Linked DNA regions of Homo sapiens: region 2 is linked to region 1. Evidence: read pairs that join two places in POLR2A ChIA-PET (ENCODE). Cell type or tissue: OCI-LY7. All regions are shown on one strand. Each heading gives the region's core, and the rest is flanking DNA. Links, peaks and the distances in the headings are about the cores only.

What was found. ChIA-PET counts read pairs that join two places held together with the same protein. Peaks named below come from ENCODE experiments on the same cell type or tissue, not always from the same donor. Only the 100,000 strongest peaks of a DNase experiment are listed, where the experiment ranks them.
Region 2: POLR2A ChIA-PET joins it to region 1 with 5 read pairs; 2 of 35 experiments call an interaction of 5 or more read pairs at or near these places.

Annotation. Positions count from the first base shown.
Region 1 is chr11:46,846,980-46,856,929 of GRCh38, reverse strand. All of the region lies in intron 2 of LRP4-AS1 (LRP4 antisense RNA 1), which reads right to left. It overlaps LRP4 (LDL receptor related protein 4), which reads left to right. Exons shown (of 38, transcript NM_002334.4): 38 at 1-213. Among named protein-coding and RNA genes, the nearest start is that of LRP4-AS1, 5.5 kb to the right of the region's middle. In OCI-LY7, for the core only: no CTCF peak of the experiment used is centred there; no DNase peak of the experiment used is centred there.
Region 2 is chr11:47,042,814-47,052,763 of GRCh38, reverse strand. CSTPP1 (centriolar satellite-associated tubulin polyglutamylase complex regulator 1) reads right to left here. Exons shown (of 9, transcript NM_024113.5): 3 at 246-376. Among named protein-coding and RNA genes, the nearest start is that of CSTPP1, 110 kb to the right of the region's middle. In OCI-LY7, for the core only: no CTCF peak of the experiment used is centred there; a DNase peak (open chromatin) is centred at 4,613; H3K4me3 peaks cover 934 bases; H3K27ac peaks cover 1,209 bases.

The DNA.
Region 1 (9,950 bases), core at 1,860-6,859:
CCACTATGTTCAGTATTTTAGGACTTTATGATAATTTAATATAAATTTAGCTTTTCTTAATCACCTTGCCTGGCTTGGAGTCATGACTAATCCTGCACCTGCTCTGTCTGGCAGACCCATGCTGTGGAAAACCTGCTTACAGACATCACTTTTAAGTCCTTTGTGGATGTGGGCACAGTGAAGAGCAATAAAGAGTGTGAGGTTCCTGCTGGAGTTTTCAGCTCATCTGGAGAAGACAGGTCGAGGCCAGAGTTCCTTGACTGATGAAACCTTTATTTCCTCTGGAAGAGGAATGGTAGATGGGTTTCCTCTTGAGTGCTGACTCTGACTGGTTGGTAGTGGCTGCCTGAGGGCCTATTCGCACCCAATGGGAAGAATGTCATATGGCTAGTGACATCTCTTCTGTGCACTGGAAGGAAATGTCATGGCATGTATACCATGTATCTTCTATTTCTGTTCTAGGTCTTTGTTACAGAACTTTACTTTGCCTTGCAGTGATGGTCACTGGCAAGACTATCTCATGTAGTAAGAAAAGTACTGGAGCTGGGGACATGGAGGGCTAATTCCAGTCCCAGATCTGCCACTAGCTCTGTTTGATCTTAGTCAACTTTCATAGTTAGTCTGAGAGTGGATCAAATTATCACTAGGATTTCATTTATTTTTAAAAGCTGTCTTTTCATAGCTCATCCACTACTTCTCAAGGCTAGAACAAGGAGCTAGGGATCCCTTCTCAGGTTCTCTGGATGTGATATCCCTCAGTGAAAACTGGGAATCATGTTAATCTCAACGCCCGATGTAGAATTTCATGTCAAGTCTCAATAGTTGATTTTCTAAACCACACACCATCTATAGGATAATATCCCCATTCATTCATTCATTCATTCATTCATTCATCTGCTATGGGCTAGGCACTGCCCATGCCTAAACAAAGACATAATCTTACAGAGCTTAGAGTCTAGCAACACCATTACCACCACCATCCCAAAAAAAGACAAAAAATGAAAGTAAGAAAGACTGAAGCTTCTTGTATTTAAGTGACCAGAGATCTGAGTATAAGCTACAGTGTATAATTTTTCTAACTGTAGTAAGGAGTAGGTGTGCCAGAACAAAAACAAGTAGAATAGCCCAAGGATAACCATCCCTCCAACCCCCACTGTTCTCTTTGGGAGGGAAAAAAAAAGCAGAAAAGGAGGACATCTTGGGATAAAACAAAGGTTGGGAATTCCTTGTCTAGTTCTCTGGTATAAAATCTGAAACTAGGGTCAGGCACAGTGGCTACACCAAAGTAATCTCACCACTTTGGGAGGCCAAGACAGAAGTAAGGAGTATTGCTTGAGGCCTGGAGTTCACGATCAGCCTGGGCAACATGACAGGACCATATCTCTACAAAAAAATTTAAAAATATTAGTCAGGTGTGGTAGCTCATGCCTGTAGTCCCAGCTGCTTGGGAGGCTGAGGCAGGAGGATTGCTTGAGCCCAGGAGTTCAAGGTTACAGTGAGCTATGATCACGCCACTGCATTCCATCCTGGGTAACAGAGCAAAACCTTGTCACTAAAAAAACAAAACAAAAAAACCCTGAAACTGATAAGTGAGCAGATGGTGGGTCAAGTTCTAACAAACTGGCCATATTTTTGCAAACTCACTCAAAATACAGTCACGGTCTGTCTATGGTGTATGAACAAACTGTGGAATCTAAAATGAAAGGATCTCTGGCCCATAGAAAGGACTCTGGATAAACTGAAGCTGTCACCAAACGTAGGCCTAAATTCAATGCATAGGAACTCAGAGGCAGCATCTACAAAAGCTGAGGGTGCACAGGTTTCTAAGTGGGTTCTAAGAGGGTTCTAAGAGGACCCAGTAATGCACTGATATCCAAGGTTATCCAGGGTCTCGCTCTGTCGCCCAGGCTGGAGTGCAGTGGCACAATCTTCTGCCTCAGCCTCCCAAGTAGCTGGGACTACAGGCGCCCACTGCCACGCCCAGCTAATTTTTTGTATTTTTAGGAGAGACGGGGTTTCACCGTGGTCTCAATCTCCTGACCTTGTGATCCGCCCGCCTCAGCCTCCCAAAGTGCTGGGATTACAGGCGTGAGCCACCGCACCTGGCCCTAAGTTGTCTGGTTTCTATTTATGGACATAATGATAAAAGAAATGTGGCTGAGTCCTTTTTATGGCTACGAAACAGTCTGTAATATATCTTTTCTTCAAATGTGAAGTTGAGTCGACTGATTCACTTAATAGGATGTGTGTTTTGGGATGTTTTTAGGCACTCTTTGTTTTGAAACATTCCCTCATCTGCCTACTTATTTTCTCTCCACACCATTCTCCCGTTAACCAGCTGCAGAGGCTAGCAGAGCTCAGCATAGGGAATAAAGTTTGATGTCTAGTCAAAGCTCCAACTCATAACTTTGGTCTCCTTGACATGGTGTTAAAACAGACCCAGACAGCCTAATTAAGGGTCATAGTTTAAACCCAAGGCTAAGTTAGCCACAAGCTACACAATCTGCTTATTTCATTTTATAAGACACAAAGAGCCAAGAACTTTCACGTATCTTGCTCTTCCTGATGGTTTTCCCTCCAGGCCCTAAAAGCCTGTTGATAGTCTTCTAATGAGGTCCCTATCTCTCCCTTCTCCCTCCTTCCTCTTTGGTGGCGCTGATGCTTCTGTGGTCAAAGTTCTTGGACAGCCTACATTTTGGGGGCTATGGAAAATGAATATGAGAAAAGAAAAAATAAAGGCTATTCATTCCTTCATTCAACCAGCACCTACTAAATGCAATCAAGTGCAAGCCAGGGTAGGCTTTGCAATCCTGGAAGACAGTTAAGGCACTAAAACCCACAGCCACTTGAAATCTGTATTAATGTCACCACTGCTATCTCCAGGGAAATAATGCAGAGGGCACCTGCATTGAAAGTTGAAGGAAGCTCATCACTGAAGCTGCTCCTTTTAGGCTGGAAATATGGATACATATCCCATGGTAGGGATGCTTCAACCAGAATTCAGCTTGTGATTACAAAAGAATGAGCACTGTCTCAACCCTAACAGGCTTTTCAGAAATGCCCAGCACAGTTATTCAGCAGCCACAGTATTTGACATTTGTTTCCTGTTTTCAGTTGCAAAAATACAGCATTCACTTTGATCTCTAATGCCCACAAGGGCTTCACTGCCCTCAGAGGGCAGTATGTTCATAAATATACTCCTTATGTAAAAGGACTACTGAGAAGACCCTGGAATAAAAGCACACGTAACTCCAATAAATACACAGATAAATGCTATTTGATGATAATCCTAGAAGGCAAAAGATGACTGGGCAAACATTTATTGAATACCTACTACGGGCAAGGTACTGTATAAGATTTCTACAAGGCCTTGTGGGATCTGCCAGTCCTCACCCCCCACTGTTATAAGATTTCTTCTGCTACTACCCCTCTACTGCATGCTACCCTGGGCCAGTGACACTAGCCTCTGTCTTCCTCAAAAACATAAGGCCTTTGCACAGTTGTTGGCCCTTGCTGGCACTTTCTTCCCCTAGATATACTCATGGCTAACTCCTTTGCCTTTAAGTCTTTGCTCAAATGTAATCTCAGTGAAACCTACCCTGACCACCCTTTCATATATAAATATTTTGTTGTTGTTTGTTTGTTTTGAGATGGAGTCTTGCTCTGTTGCCCAGGCTGGATCGTGCAATGGTGTGATCTTGGCTCACTGCACCCTCCGCCTCCCGGGTTCAAGAGATTATCCTGCCTCAGCCTCCCGAGCAGCTGGGATTACAGGCATCTGCCACCATGCCTGGCTAATTTTTGTATTTTTAGTAGAGACAGGGTTTCACCGTGTTGGCCAGGCTAGTCTCGAACTCCTGACCTCAGGTGATCCACCTGCCTCGGCCTCTCAAAGTGCTGGGATTATAGGCATGAGCCACTGCCCCTGGCCTCCTTTTATATACATATATATATTATAGTCAGCTGGGTGTGGTGGCTCATACCTGTAATCCCAGCACTTTGGGAGGCTGATGCAGGAGAATTGCTTGAGTCCATGGGTTTGAGATCATCCTGGGTAACATAATGAGATCCTGTGTCTCTACAAAAAAAAAAAAAAAAAAAAGGTGTTTTCATGCATGCCTATAGTCTCAGCTACTCGAGAGGCTGAAGTGGGACAATCACTTGAGCCCAGGAGGTCAAGGCTGCAGTTGAGCTGTGATCACGCCATTGCACTCCAGCCTGGGTGACAGAGCAAGACCCTGTCTCAAAAAAAAAAAAAAAACAAAAAAAAAAACCAACAACAGAAAGAAAACACAGCCTTTCCCTTGAAATATAAAAATCCTAGAAGAAAACCTAGGAAATACCCTTCTCATTATCAGCTTTGGCAAAGAATTTATGGCTAAGTTGTCAAAAGCAATTGCAACAAAAACAAAAAATGATAAATGGATAAATGGGACCTACCAAAAGTAGAGAGCTTCTGCACAGCAAGAGAAACTATCAAGGGAGTAATAGACAAGCTACAGAATGGGAGAAAATATTTGCAAGCTATGCATCCAACAAAGGTCTAATATCCAGAATCCATAAAGAACTTAAATCAACAAGTGAAAAACAACCCCATTTAAAAAGTGGGCAAGCCGGGTGCAGTGGCTCATGCCTGTAATCCCAGCACTTTGGGAGGCTGAGGTGGGTGGATCACCTGAGGTCAGGAGTTCGAGACCAGCCTGACCAACATGGCGAAACCCCATCTCGACTAAAAATACAAAAATTAGCCAAGCATGGTGGTGGGTGTCTGTAATCCCAACTACTCAGGAGGCTGAGGCAGGAGAACCTGGGAGGCACAGGTTGCAGTGAGCTGAGATTGTGCCATTGTACTCCGGCCTGGGCAACAGAGTAAGACTCTGTCTCTAAATAAATAAATAAATAAATAAATAGTGGGCAAAGGACATGAACAAACACTTTCAAAAGAGATACAAGTGACCAATAAACATATGAAGAAATGCTCATCATCACTAATCATCAGAGAAATGCAAATCAAAACCATGAGATACCACCTTATACGAGTCAGAGTGGCTTTTGTTAAAAGGTAAAAATTTAATAGATGCTAGCAAGGCTGCAGAGGAAAGGGGACACTTGTACACTGTGGTGGGAATGTAAATTAATTCAGCCACTGTGGAAAGCAGTTTGGAGATTTTTCAAAGAACTAAAAGTTGAACTACCATTCGACCCAGTAATCCTATTACTGGGTATATACTCAAAGGATAAAAAATCATTCTACCAAAAGGACACATGTACCCATATATTCATTGCAGCACTATTCACAATAGCAAAAACATGGAATCAACCCTTGTGCCCATCAATGGTGGATTAAAGAAATGTGGTACATATATCATGTAAAACTATGCAGCCATAAAAAAAGAATGAAATAATGTCCTTAGCAGCAGCCTGGATGCAGCTGGAGGCCATTATCCGAAACAAACTAATGCTGAAACAGATAACCAAAGGTTGCACGTTCTCACTTAGAAACAGGGGCTAAACATTGGGTACACAAGGACATAAAGAAGGGAACGATAGACACTTGGGACTACTAGAGATGGGAGAGTGGGAGATGAGCAAGTGTGGGAGTTCAGTCAGGCTGGTGGGAAAATTTTAAGATGAAGTTATAAAATATAGACACAAATCTTCTTGGAAGGCCGGAAGGTTTTGCAAAAGTCTCAGGATAGGGTTATGGCTGAAAGCCGCCTAATCCTTACTTTGAGTAAATAGCTTAAAGTAGATACAAAGGAATGTAGAGTAGTTTATCTGAATAGCTTGTTTACTCATGTGGTCTTAAGACCAATCTTTGATCAACCGGGTGCACAACCGCAGGGGGTGGGGGCGGGGTTGTTGGCAACCAGGTCAATTACCCTCTAGCAGTGTTTACTCAAAACCTTTGTCATTTAATCTATACTGAATAAATGCAAGCTTCGCTGGCTGATGGGGCCGGCTGCTACTCTTTACAGCACCTTCCTTGGTGTCTGTGAGGGGCCCAGACCCTTAGCTGGAGTGACAGGCAGAATATCTGTGTTAGTGTACGTTATTCAACCGTTGTTGGGTCAAGGTCTGTGGGACAGACCCCGGCAAGCAGGGACTGATAAACTACTTACTGTTAGGTACTATGCTCACTACCTAGGTTCAATCATACCCCAAACCTCAGCATCACACAATATACCTTTATCACAAATCTGCACATGTATCCTCGATTCTAAAATAGAAGTTGAAAAATAAAATAAAATTACGGTCTTTCCAACCCCACTTCCCTATCCCTTTACCTAGTTTTATTCTTTTTCTTTTCCCACTGGACATATTGTCTAATAACATACTATATAATTTATTTATGTGTTGATTGTCTACGTTTCCTCACTATAGTGTGAGCACCACAAAGGGAGGAAATTTTGGGGAGTCTATTTTATCTACTGATCATTGCAGTGCCTAGAAGAGTCCCTCCACATAATAGGTGCTGATAAATATTTGTTGAATGAATAAATGAGTAGCATCAGACATCTAATACTCACCTTAAAGTAGGGCTGCACCTAAGTCATCCAAGACAAAAAGGGATTTTGTCATCTTGTTCTAAAACTCTCCAGGACCCGGACTGCACAAACATCCTTTGTTAAGCCAATTCCTGATTACCATCACACCCTCTCCTTAAATGTAATCTTCAGTTTATTTCTGGTAATATTTAAATAAAGTAAATATGCCAATGACCAATGACTGAAGAAAACTATTTCTGTATATCCTCACCAATTTATCCAAGGTTACCATGACCATATTGCTTTCATTCCTTTCTTCTTCTCCTACATGTGGATCTGTCTTCATTGGCCATCCTTTCACTCTCTCCAATCCCCCAATCTGCAGTCTCATTCACTCTATCAATGTGATTCCCAAATCTATATCATTGATTCTGCATCTATTCTTCCAGCTTCCATCGTGTATTTTCTAGGCCTACTCAGATGATTCCATTAGAATGCCTTATTGGTACCTAAAAGTGAACAGGTTGCAATTTAAATGCCTCACCTTCCCCTTGAGACTGGCTTCTCCTGACTTCCTACTTCCATTGGGCAATCAAATCCTGGAATTCTCTTTGACTCACCTCCCTAAATGGGACCCACCCTTGCCTTTGCACCTAATCTAGTCAGTTGCCAAATCTTTCATTCTTTCTTGAATCTGCTCTCATCCTCTCCACTGCTAACACCTCATATCATACTCCTAGCTGGGTTCCCAACTCTAAACCATTTTAGACAATCAAGCTAATTAATTTTCCTAAAGTACAACTCTGATTTTGCCACCCTCTTGCTCAGGTACCTTTAATAGCCCCCCCATTATCTACTTAATAAAGTACCAATTCCATACCCTGGGATTCAAGATCCTTTAGGAATCATTCCTGGCCGGGCACAGTGGCTCACATGTGTAATCCCAGCATTTTGGGAGGCTGAGGCGGGCGGATGGCCTGAGCTCAGGAGTTTGCGACCAGCCTGGGCAACAAGGTGAAACCCCATCTCTGCTAAAATACAAAAAAATCAGCCAGGTATGGCGGCTTGTGCCTGTAGTCCCAACTACTTGGGAGGCTGAGGCAGGAGAATTGCTTGAACCCAGGAGGTGGAGGTGGCAGTGAGCTGAGATCACGCCACTGCACTCCAGCCTGGGCGACAGGTGAGACTCCGTCTCAAAAAAAAAAGAAAAAGAATTGTTCTTAACCTTCTGTGTCAATCTTGTGTTCCACTACTTCCCAACAAAATTTCAGTCCTAAAATCAACCCCACATGTTCAGTCCCATACATACGATGCACTTTGCTGTTTCTGCGCCCTGACTCACACTTTCCCCACTACTCTCTGCTCCTTCTATGAAAGAAAAAAGAAACACACCACGTTAACAGTAAAAATTCATTTCCCTCCCAAGTCCCACTCCTATTAAGTTTCTTATAATTCCAGGAATGTTCTAACCATTTTCAGGCATGCCCTCAAACACACATACGTTTATAACCATATATAATAAAATCATTCCACAAGTTCTGCAACTTGCCTTTTTTTCAATTAATAAAATTTGTGCATGTTTCTGTTCCAGCACATAGATTAACCGCATTCTTTTTAACAGTTTCATAGTGTTCTATTGAATGGATATGTCATAATTTATGTAAAAGGTTCCCTGTTGATGAACATGTAATTTCCAGATTTTTTATTTTTTTTAGAGACAGCGTCTCACTCTGTCACGCAGGCTGGAGTACAGTGGCGTGATCATAGCTCACTGCAGCCTTGACCTCCCACACTCCAGCAATCCTCCACCTCAGCCTCCCAAAGCACTGGGATTACAGGCATGAGCCACCATGCCTGGCCTCCAGATTTATTTTTTTATTTTATTTTATTTTTATCTTAAGCAGTGCTGGCTGGGCACAGTGGCTCACAGCTATAATCCCAACAGTTTGGGAGGCCGAGGCGGGTGGATCACTTGAGGTCAGGAGTTCAAGACCAGCCTGGCCAACAGGTGAAACCCCGTCTCTACCAAAAATACAAAAAATTAGCTGGGCTTGGTGGCACATGCCTGTAATCCCAGCCACTTGGGAGGCTGAGATAGGAGAATCGCTTGATCCTGGGAGGTGGAGGTTGCAGTGAGCTGAGATGGTGCCATCGCACTCCAGCCTGGGCGAGAGAGCGAGACTTCATCTCAAAAGAAAAAAAAAGAAAAAAAAAAAAGGGCCGGGCACAGTGGCTCACGCCTGTAATCTCGGCACTTTGGGAGGCTGAGGCAGGTGGATGACCTGAAGTCAGGAGTTTGAAACCAGCTTGACCAACATGGTGAAACCCCATCTCTGTTAAAAATACAATAAAAAATAATTAGCCGGGCGTGGTGGCAGGTGCCTGTAATCCCAGCTACTTGGGAGCCTGAGGCAGGAGAATTGCTTGAACCCGGGAGATGGAGGTTGCAGTGAGCCAAGATCACGCCATTGCACTACAGCCCGGGTGACATGAGAGAGACTCTGTCAGAAAAAAAAAAAAAAAAAGCCGGGTGCAGTGGCTCACGCCTGTAATCCCAGCACTTTGGGAGGCCCAGGCGGGAGGATCACGAGGTCAGCAGATCAAGACCAGCCTGGCTAACACAGTGCAACTCCGTCTCTACTAAAACTACAAAAAATTAGCCAGGTGTGATGGCACGTGCCTGTAGTCCCAGCTACTCAGGAGGCTGAGGCAGGAGAATCGCTTGAACACGGGAGGCGGAGGTTGCAGTGAGCTGAGATTGCGCCACTGCACTCCAGCCTGGGCGACAGAGCGAGACTGTCTCAAAAAAAAAAAAAAAAAAAGCAGTATTGCAGTAAACATCCTTGTACATTTTTCTTTGCATACTTGCACAGATCTGTACGATAAATTCCTCATAGTGGATTACTGGGCCAGAACTAGATTATGTACATTTTAGTAACTGTCAAATTGTCCTCCTAAAGGTTTGTACCAATTATACTCTTACCAATATTGACTTTGAGTGTCCATTTTTCCAAATCTCTTTATATTTTTAAAAACAGAGATGGGGTCTTGATAGCAAGACCCAGGTTGGTCTTGAACTCCTGGCCTCAAGCAATCCTCCTGCCTCGGCCTCCCAAAGCGCTAGGATTACAGGCATAAGCCATTGCACCCAGCCTGTTTTTCCAAATCTTGACCAACCAAAGGCTGTTGAACTTTTTCATCTCTGCCAACTTGACAATGAAAAAACATGTAATTGTTTCATTTACTTTTATCCATCCTCTCTCCATCTTTTAGCCTGTTGGGAATCTACACATTCTTTAAATCCTAGGTTAAAAATTCATCTTCCTCACAGATCCTCCCCCATCAAATTTCTCCTGTCTCTAAGCATTTATAGCTTTTCATTTATACAGTTATTACACTGCTTTGAATTTTAGTGACTAGTCTGTATGTTATATTCCTCCAACCACTGTAGATTACAAATTC
Region 2 (9,950 bases), core at 1,687-6,686, 200 kb before region 1:
GGTACCATTAGTGATGGTAGTGGTAATAGTAATATCTTTGACATAAACCAGACAACTCCTCAAAAGTGAGGTATTCTAAATGCCTTGAATAGCATGCATTCAAACAATATTTATAGGAACAAAAGAAAAAGTTTGAAAGAGAAAGAGAGGAAAAGAGAGAGAGAAAGAAAGAGAGAGAGAGGAAGGAAGGAAGGAAGAAAGGAAGGAAGGAAGGAAGGAAGGAAAAAGAATTTGGGAAGACTTACCGCCATTTTTGCCCACAGTTCGGAAGCATCTCCAGAAGGCCCGTAAAAATGATACCCTATTGTGGGGGGTGGCTTGGACGAAGCTGAATTCTCGAAAGAGAATGTGTGTTCCCTGGCATACACTGTTAAAACTGCAAAGAGAAAAGTCAAGAAGTCATTGTTAGATGGAATCCAGAAGGCTGGAATCAGAATGAAAAATTGAGACCAGAGAGAACCACTGCCAAAAACGGGGAATTTTTCTCCCCAACAAAACTCTGAACTCTAGATTAGACCTAGTCCTTCTATGGGGAAGTCTCTTCATATAACCATACCTTTCCGAAAACTCTTGGAGGCCAGTTCCTCTGAGTGCTTCCCACCTTCCACAGGTACACACAGAGGACATCTGAATCAGTCATTCGAGCAACGCATATGGAGGAAAGCCTTTTAGCCTCTAACTGGATGACACTGGCACTCATATCTTTCTTTTTGGAGAATACTTTTCCCTCTACTGCATTTGGAATTAGGTTTCCTTAAAGATATTATTTCTGGGCTGGGCGCAGTGGGTCACGCCTGTAATCCCAGCACTTTGGGAGGCCAAGGCGGGTGGATCACTTGAGGTCAGGAGTTGGAGACCAGCCTGGCCAACATGGTGAAACCCTGTCTCTACTAAAAATACAAAAATTAGCTGGGCATGGTGGCGTGCACCAGTCATTCCAGCTACTCGGGAGGCTGAGGCAGGAGAATCACTTGAACCTGGGAGGTGGAGGTTGCAGTGAGCCGAGATCATGCCACTGCACTCCAGCCTGATCAACAGAGTGAGACTCAGTCTCAAAAAAAAAAAAAAAAAAGAAAAAAGATATTATTTCTGTACTCTCCCTGGCCTATACCAGCTGCCATAAGGATGACATGGCTATGGGGACATAACTGGAGTGGCTGTTCCAGTTTGGGGTGGTTTTATATATCTCTCTGACAATAACCCCAGAGACAAATCCCATGTGCCAAAGGATATAAAGGGTCCAAACAGAACAAGAAAGGAAAATAGAAACAAGGGTATAAAGTGGCCCCTAAATGAGAGTATGAAGCAAAGCCCCAGGGCCCAAGTGAGTCATTGTTTAAGCTGGGCCAGGGAAGGGAAAAAAATATACTCCATTGCCTTTGGGTTTTCCTGCCAAAGAAATAAAGGCTGTAGAGCCTGGTGTAATCTAAAAGTGGAAATTCCACCGAAGAATAGGCAATTATCCAGTAATCATCCCTACCAGAGTGAACTTTAGGTTCCAGAAAACTTCTAAATTCCCTGACAAGTAAATCAGGAGTGGAAACATGTTAATCTTTGTGGAGAGGCAGACATTAAATTTGAAGATGGCAAGCAATGGGGGGAACGATGGTAATTCCAAATGCCAGTTTTCATTTGTTGACCATATAAAGGGGGGGAAAAATCTGACTCTGAATGGAACAGGAAAAAATTTCAGGAGGCATCTATTCCGTTTCCCTTCTCCTAGACCAACTTCATGGGAAAGTATCTAACTTGTCTTTAATATAGAGTGTGTTTTCATTTAGAATAAAGTTAGTTCCTTCCTAATAGTAACAGCACTGTATGAAAAAGCAAATTATATACTCTTCTCCTTTCATGGAGAGCTAGCATAGAAATCTACTTCTAAGACACCCTGAGGAAGTATGCGGACATCACCTGGCAAAAGATTAGGTTAGAAGAGGGGCTTTCAAAAGCAATGAAAGTGTTAACCTAACCACGCAGTGCTATTGTCTTAAGGAAAGGAAAATAAAAAATACAGCAAATGAGCTGTTATAGGTAAATGCAGTAGGCTACATTTCCAGCAAATGAAGTCTGAAATGATAATACTGTAGCCTAAATTTATGAAACTGTCCAGCAAAGAAGTAGTCCCAAATTGTGCTTCATATTCTAAGGGGGAAAAAGCTGATGTCTAGGTCATGGTCTAGTGAAATTATAGCTTTGGTATAGCTTTTAAAGACCATCTCAAATGCCAATTTTGTGTAAAGTCTTTTCCTGATTTTATCTCCCATGCCCAATTTCCATCGTATCTCACTTAAAACTCTCTAACAGTGCTCACAATTTGCTACTTTGTTTTAAAGTTACTGGACTTTCTCCTATTAGACTGTCAGTTCTATGGAGTAAGCACTTAGGCTGTACTCATCTTTGCCTCTACTATATTACCTGACTCATTACCTAACTGATAGTTACTCATAAATATTTGTGGAAATTGATTTAGAAAGATAAGAAAGACAGGTAAGTGATGCCAGGTAGAATGTATCTTTGAAGCTAGCCACACAGGAAATATTGAAAGTCTATATCTTACTAATTTTTCTAAATTCCAGGCTTTGAGTCTGATATTTTTATTATAATATTGCAATACCAGCTTTATTTTGATTGGTATTTTCCTGGTGTATCTGTTTCTGTGCCTTTAATAACCCTTCTAGGTCATTTTGTTTATGTATATCTCTTGTAAATAGCATATGGCTAGATTCTGCTTCTCTACCCAACCTTACAGTCACTATATGTTAACGAGTAGCTTTTCAGTGTATCTGATTAATTTCTGACCTGATATCTTATTTTGTCTTTCCCATTATCCATTCTTCTTTCCCTTTCCCCACCTTCTTTTCCCACCTTCTATTGTGTTAGTAAAGTTTTGTTTTAATTCTTTTCTACCCTCCCTGTTAGTTTGGAAGCTATAGACAAAATCTATAATCTTTCAGTATTAAAATTTAACATAATCAGCCAGGCATGGTGGTGCATGCCTGTAGTTCTACTCAGAGGCTGAGGATGGAGGATCGCTTGAGCCCAGCAGTTTGAGTCCAGCCTGGGCAATATGGTGAGACCCCATCTTAAAACATTAACATAATATTTATCTACATTGTTTTTCCCCAGACATTGTCTCCCACTGTCACCCAGTCTGGAGTGCAGTGGCCCCATCTTGGCTCACTGCAACCTCTGCCCTCCAGGCTCAAGCACTGATCCTCCCACCTCAGCCTCCCAATTAGCTGGGACCAAAGGCAGGCATCATCACACTCAGCTATTTTTTTGGATTTTTAGTAGAGATGGGGTCTTACCATGTTGCCCTGACTGGTCTCAAACTCCTGAGTTCAAGTGATCCACCCATCTCAGCCTCCCAAAGTGTTGGGATTACTGGCATGAGCCACCGCGCCTGGCCTATCTACATATTTTTGAAAATGTCTGAAAATACTCATTATCTTTATAACTCTCCAAAACAAGACAATGGGCCAGGCATGGTGGCTTATGCCTATAATCCCAGCACTTTGGAAGGCTGAGGTGGGTGGGCTGCTTGAGCTCAGCAGTTTGAGACCAGCCTGGGCAACATAGTGAAACCTTGATTTTATGAAACATTACAAAAATTAGCTGGGCATGGTGGTGCATGCCTTTGGTCCCAGCTACTTGAGAGGCTGAGGTGGGAGGACTGCTGGAGCCTAGGAGGTCAAGGCTGCAGTGAGCTGTGATCGCACCACTGCACTCCAGCCTGGGTGACAGAGCAAGACCCTGTCTCAAAATAAATAAACAAACAAAACAAAAATAAAAATAAAACAAGACAAAGCCCAAAGCACACTTTCTATAACTTATGTGCAGTCTTCTCATCTTCTGATATTATTTTTTAGAATGTGACTAGAATCTATCTCTTTTTAAATTGGAAAACTTTTTTAATGTGGTAAACTATACATAATATTTATCATTTAACCATTTGCAACTGTACAATTCAGTGTCATTAAATATATTCACAATGCTGTGCAACCATGAACACTATCAATACCCAAAACTTTTTCATCATCCCCAACAAAAACTCTACATCAATTAAACAACAACACCCCCTTCTGCCCACCCCCCAGACCCTCATAACCTCTATTCTACTTTCTATCTCTATATATTTGCCTATTCTAAGTACCTCATATAAGTGGAATCATGTAATATCTGTCGTTCTGGCCTATTTCACTAAGAATAATGTCTTCAAGGGCCGTACATGTAGCATGTATCAAAATTTCTTTCTTTCTTTCCCTCCTTCCTTCTTTCCTTCCTTCATAATTTTTAAATAATAGAGACAGGGTCTCCCTATGTTGCCCAGGCTGGTCTCAAGCCTTGAACTCCTGGCCTTAAATGATCCTTCAACCGTACCTTCCCAAAGTGTTGGGATTACAGGTGTAAGCCACTGCAGGGCCATAAATTTATTTTCTTTTTAAAGCAGAATAATATTCCTTTGTATGTATGTACCATCTATTGTTTATCCATTGATCTGTTGATGGACCCTTGGGTTACTTCCACCTTTTGGCTATTGTGAATAATGCTGCTATGATTTGTATACAAGTATCTGTTTCAGTTCCTTCTTTAATTCTTTTAGATGTATACCTACAAGTGCAATTGCTGGGTCATATGGTAGTTATAGGTTTAACCTTTTGAGAAACAACCGAACTGTTTTCCAGAGCAGCTGTACTATTTTACATTCTCACTAGCAATGCACAAGGGCTCCAATTTGTCCACCTCCTCAGCAACACATGCTATTTTCCTTTTTAAAAAACAGCCAACCTAGAAGATGTGAAGTGGCATCTTATTGTTGTTTTGATTTGCATTTTACCAATGACTAATGATGTTGAGCATCTTTTCATGTGTTGGCCATTTGGATATCTTCTTTGGAGAAATGTCTCTTCAAGTCCTTTGCCCATTTTTAAATTGGGTTGTTTTGTTGTTGTTGAGTTGCAGGAGTTCTTTACATATTCTGGATATTAATTCCTTATTGGATATATGATTTGCAAATATTTTCTTCTATTGTGTAGGTTGTCCTTTCACTTTCATGATAGTATCCTTTGATGCACAAAAGTTCTTAATTTTGATGAAGTCCAATTTATCTATATTTTTTGTTCCTTATGCTTTTGGTGTTATATCCATGAAATAATTGCTAAATTTAATGTTATGAAAACTGTCCCCTGTTTTCTTCTAAGAGTGTTGTAGTCCAATTTCATTCTTTCACACGTGGATATCCAGTTTTCCCAGCACCATTGGTTGAAAAGACTGTCCTTTCCCTATTGAATTGCACCTTTGCAGGAAATCAAATGACCATATATGTAAAGATTTATTTCTGGGCTTCCTAATCTATTCCAGTGGTCTATATGTTTGTCCTTATGCCAGGACCATAATACTTGAATTACTGTGGCTTCATAGCTAGTTTTATAGTTGGGAAGTTTGAACTTTCCAATTTTATATTCTTTTTTCAAGATTGTCCTGGCTATTCCATATGATTTTGAGGATTAGCTTCTTCTCTCAGTGAAAAAGCCTATTTATTTTGATAGAAATTTTGTTGAATCGCCAGGTGCGGTGGCTCACGTCTGTAATCCTAGCACTTTGGGAGGTTGACGCGGGCAGATCACCTGAGGTCAGGAGTTCAAGACCAGCCTGGCCAACATGGTGAAACCCTGTATCTACTAAAAATACAAAAATTAGCCAGGTGTGGTGGCGGGCACCTGTAATCCCAGCTTTTCTGGAGGCTGAGGCAGAAGAACCGCTTGAACCCGGGAGGTGGAGGTTGTAGTGAGCTGAGATTGAGCCACTGCACTCCAGCCTGGGAGACAGAGTGAGACTCCATCTCAAAAAAAAAAAAAAGAAAAGAAATTGTGTTCAATCAACCAGCCTGACCAACATGGTGAAACCCCATCTCTACTAAAAATACAAAAATTAGTCGGGCATGGTGGTGGATGCCTGTAATCCCAGCTACTCAGGATTCTGAGCAGGAGAATCACTTGAACCTGGGAGGTGGAGGTTGCAGTGAGCCGAGATCACGCCACTGCACTCCAGCCTGGGTGGCAGAGTGAGACTCTGTCTCAAAAAAAAAAAAAAAAAAAAAAAAGAAAAGAAGATAAAAGAAAAGAAAAGAAAATTGTGTTGAATCAGTAGATTGCTTTGGGTAGAACTGACATGTTAACAGTGTTACATCATCCTATCCATGTACTCAGGGTGTCTTTCTATTTATTTAGCTCTTCTTTAATTTCATTCAGCAATGTTTTATAGTTTTCAGTGTGCAAGTCTTTCACCTCCTCAGTTAGACTTATTCCTAATAGACTAAATCTTTTGGATGCTCTTTTAAACAGAATTGCTTTTCTTAATTTCCTTTTTAGATTGTTCATTGATGGTATATAGAAACAACTGATTTTTATGTGTTGCTCTTGTCCCCTGCAACTTTGCTGAATTCATTTATAAGCTCTAGAAGTTTTTTTTTTTTTTTTTTCTTTTGGTGGATTCTTTAGGATGCTTTTTATGCATAGGACCATGTAACCTGTGAATATAGTTTTACCTTTTACTTTCCAATTTGGATGTCATTTATTTCTTTTGATATCTACCTTTTCCTTTTTTTTCCTTTTTTAAAAAATTCACCCCCATACCTACAGGACAATATACCTTTTTAAATGTAAAAATTACCACTTTAGGCTGGGAGTGGTGGCTCACGCCTGTAATCCCAGCACTTTGGGAGGCTGAGGCGGGTGCATCATGAAGTCAGGAGTACAAGACCAGCCTGGCCAACATGGTGAAACCCCGTCTCTACTAAAAATACAAAAATTACCCAGGTGTGGTGGCAGGTGCCTGTAATCCCAGCTACTCGGGAGGCTGAGGCAGGAGAATTGCTTAAACCCGGGGGACGGAGGTTGCAGTGAGCCTAGATGGCACCACTGCACTCCAGCCTGGGCATCAGAGTGAGACTCCATCTCAAAAAGAAAAAAAAGAGAAAAAAGAAAAAAATGACTACTTTAAAAAAATCAATAATTAATTAAGTTTACCTACATTTATCAAATCAATTTTCATGCTCACTACTGTTTCCCACATTCTGCTCCTTCACTCTTGGTTCAATTATTTCTTGCTAAAGAAATAAGATCCATAATCCTTTAATAAGATCCATAATCACTTATCTGAAATCCTGGGACCTTTCTGGTTTGGAAGTGACAAATTTTGAGATTTTATAAAGGTTGCACAAACCAGATGTGATATAACACCTTCAGCAGGGTTGGGATAGCACCCCATGGATTCAAACATATTAAAGTCTCCACAGTGAAACATATAAGTATTCACACTAAGTGGGATAAACAAAGACCAAAATTAGCCCATGAACTAGTTTAGGTCAAGTTTGCCCCACAAATGAGGTTGCTGAAAACTTACCAAAGGACAACTTCAGGTTTTCAAAGCTTTTTTTGAATTGTGAAATTTATTAATATACATAAACCTGTAGTTCTTTCAGCAAAAGCCTGTGAGTGGTAAATGCTCTCAGTTTTCATCTACCTCAAAATATCTTTATTTTACCTTCTGGAGTGAAATTTAATTCAGTGGAGAATTCTGGTTGTTACTTATCTTCTCTCAGCACTTTAAAGATACCACCCAGTTGTCACCTCGCACCTATCACTGATATCAAGCAAACTGCTGTCAAACTCCTGCCATTCCTTTGGAGTTAATCATTCTTATAATTCATATAAACAATTTTCTTTATCATTAATGCAGATTCTACAATGTATCTACCATGTAGGTTTATTTTTATTTATCTTGCTCAGTACTTTAAACTGACTTCTGTTTTTTGTCAGTTCAGGAAAATTCTCAGCCCACATATACATTTTTTGAGACAGGATCTCACTTTGTTGCCCAGGCTGGAGTGCAGTAGCATGACCATAGCTCACTAGAAGCTTGAACTCCTGGGTTCAAGTGATCCTCCCACCTCAGCTTCCTGAGTAGCTGGGACTACAGGTGCACACAACCATGCCTGGCTAAACTTAATTTTTTTGTAGAGATGGGAGCTCGCTATGTTGCTCAGGCTGGTCCTCAAGCAATCCTCCTGCCTCAGCCTCCCAAAGTACTAGAATTATAGATGTGAGTCACTGCACCCCCCAATTCTTTTTAAAATATTGCTTCTTTGCCATTCCCTATATCATTTTCTTCTGTTTCCTATTAGATATACATTGTAGCTTTTTAATGCCTCTTACCTGTCTTCATAGTTTTTTATCTCTTTATGTTATTATCTTTTAAATTATTCATTCTCTATTCTGTCTGTTCAGCCTAAGTAATGCAGATTCTACAATTCTGCAAGATTCACGTGACTGCGCTCCAGCCTGGGCAATAATGTGAGATCCTATCTCAAGAAATACACATGTATATATATTGGCTGAGAATTTTCCAGAACTAACAACAACAACAAAAAACAAAACAGAAGTCAAAGTGCTGAGTAAGATAAATAAAAATAAACTGTCCAGGAGCGGTGGCTCACACCTGTAATCCCAGCATTTTGGGAGGTCGAGGCGGGTGGGTCACAAGGTCAGGAATTTGTGACCAGCCTGGCCAATATGGTGAAACCCTGTCTCTACTAAAAACACAAAAAAATTAGCCAGGCGTGATGGTGCATGCCTGTAATCCCAGCTACTTGGGAGGCTGAGGCAGGAGAATTGGTTGAACCTGGGAGGCAGAGGTTGCAGTGAGCCGAGATCACGCCACTACACTCCAGCCTGGGTGACAGAGCGAGACTCCATCTCAAAAATAAATAAATAAATAAAAATAAACCTACATGGTAGATACATTGTAGAACCTGCATTATTCAGGCTGACCAGACAGAATAGAGAATGAATAATTTAAAGATAATAAGTGCCTCCCAAGTAGCTGAATCTACAGGCGCATGCCACCATGCCTTTTTATATCTAGAGACAGGATTGTAGAGACAGGGTTTCGCCATGTTGCCCAGGCTGGTCTCAAACTCCTGGGCTCAAGTGATCCACCCACTTTGGCCTCTGAAAATGCCAGGATTACAGGTGTGAGCCACCTCAACCTGGCCTCAAAGTCAGTTTTAAATGTTCAACTATTTTTGTTTTCTCTGGAGTAAATTTATGTTTATTGGGTTTATTGACTATCTTTCTCAACATCAGTGTTCCTCATGTATTTTAGAATTTCAGCGTATAAGTTCATGTGAAGTGGGAGGTTTCTACTCTCTCTTGTGGACAGACCCTAGTCCAGAACCAGGTCTTGTATTGGATGGCTTATGGCTCCATTCCTGATATTAGGGATATCATACAGATTGTCACTGTACCCCTAAGGAGGTTGGACCACTAAGACCTGGCTGTAAGGCTGTCTGCTTCCTCCCACACCTCAAGGTTTTTGTTTTTTTAATAGACGGGGTCTCACTATGTTGCCCAGGCTGGTCTCAAACTCCTGGCTCAAGGGATTCTCCTGCCTCAGCTTTCCAAACAGCTGGGGCTACAGGTGTGCACCACCGCACCTGGCTAAACCTCCAGGTTTTATGTAAGCCATTTCTCAGGTAGCAGTCATAACTTTTTTTGAGTCTTTCTTAAAGTGGTGGAGGCAAAAGGGGCTAGCTCCAGTCTCCTGCACTGTGTGTATAACATTTTGAGTCTCCACCATTCAAGAAATGAGCTTTCAGTTACCTACGCCTTCTGAATCCAGAGCACAGGAGGCATGTGGTTACAGTCCCACTTACTGCATTGTGGTTTAGTGAGTTCCTAGTCAGATGAATTTATATTAATTTTATACATGGCTATGTCCTTAAAAATCTTAGAAAATTTTATGTATCATTACCATGTGTATGAAATGAATAAGAGGCCCAAGTCATGAACACTGCAAGCCATCATGACCAGAAATCCAAAACAAACATTTGACCTACCAAGCTTAAAAATGCATATTTGCACTAATTTTTCATTGTATTTGACTAAACT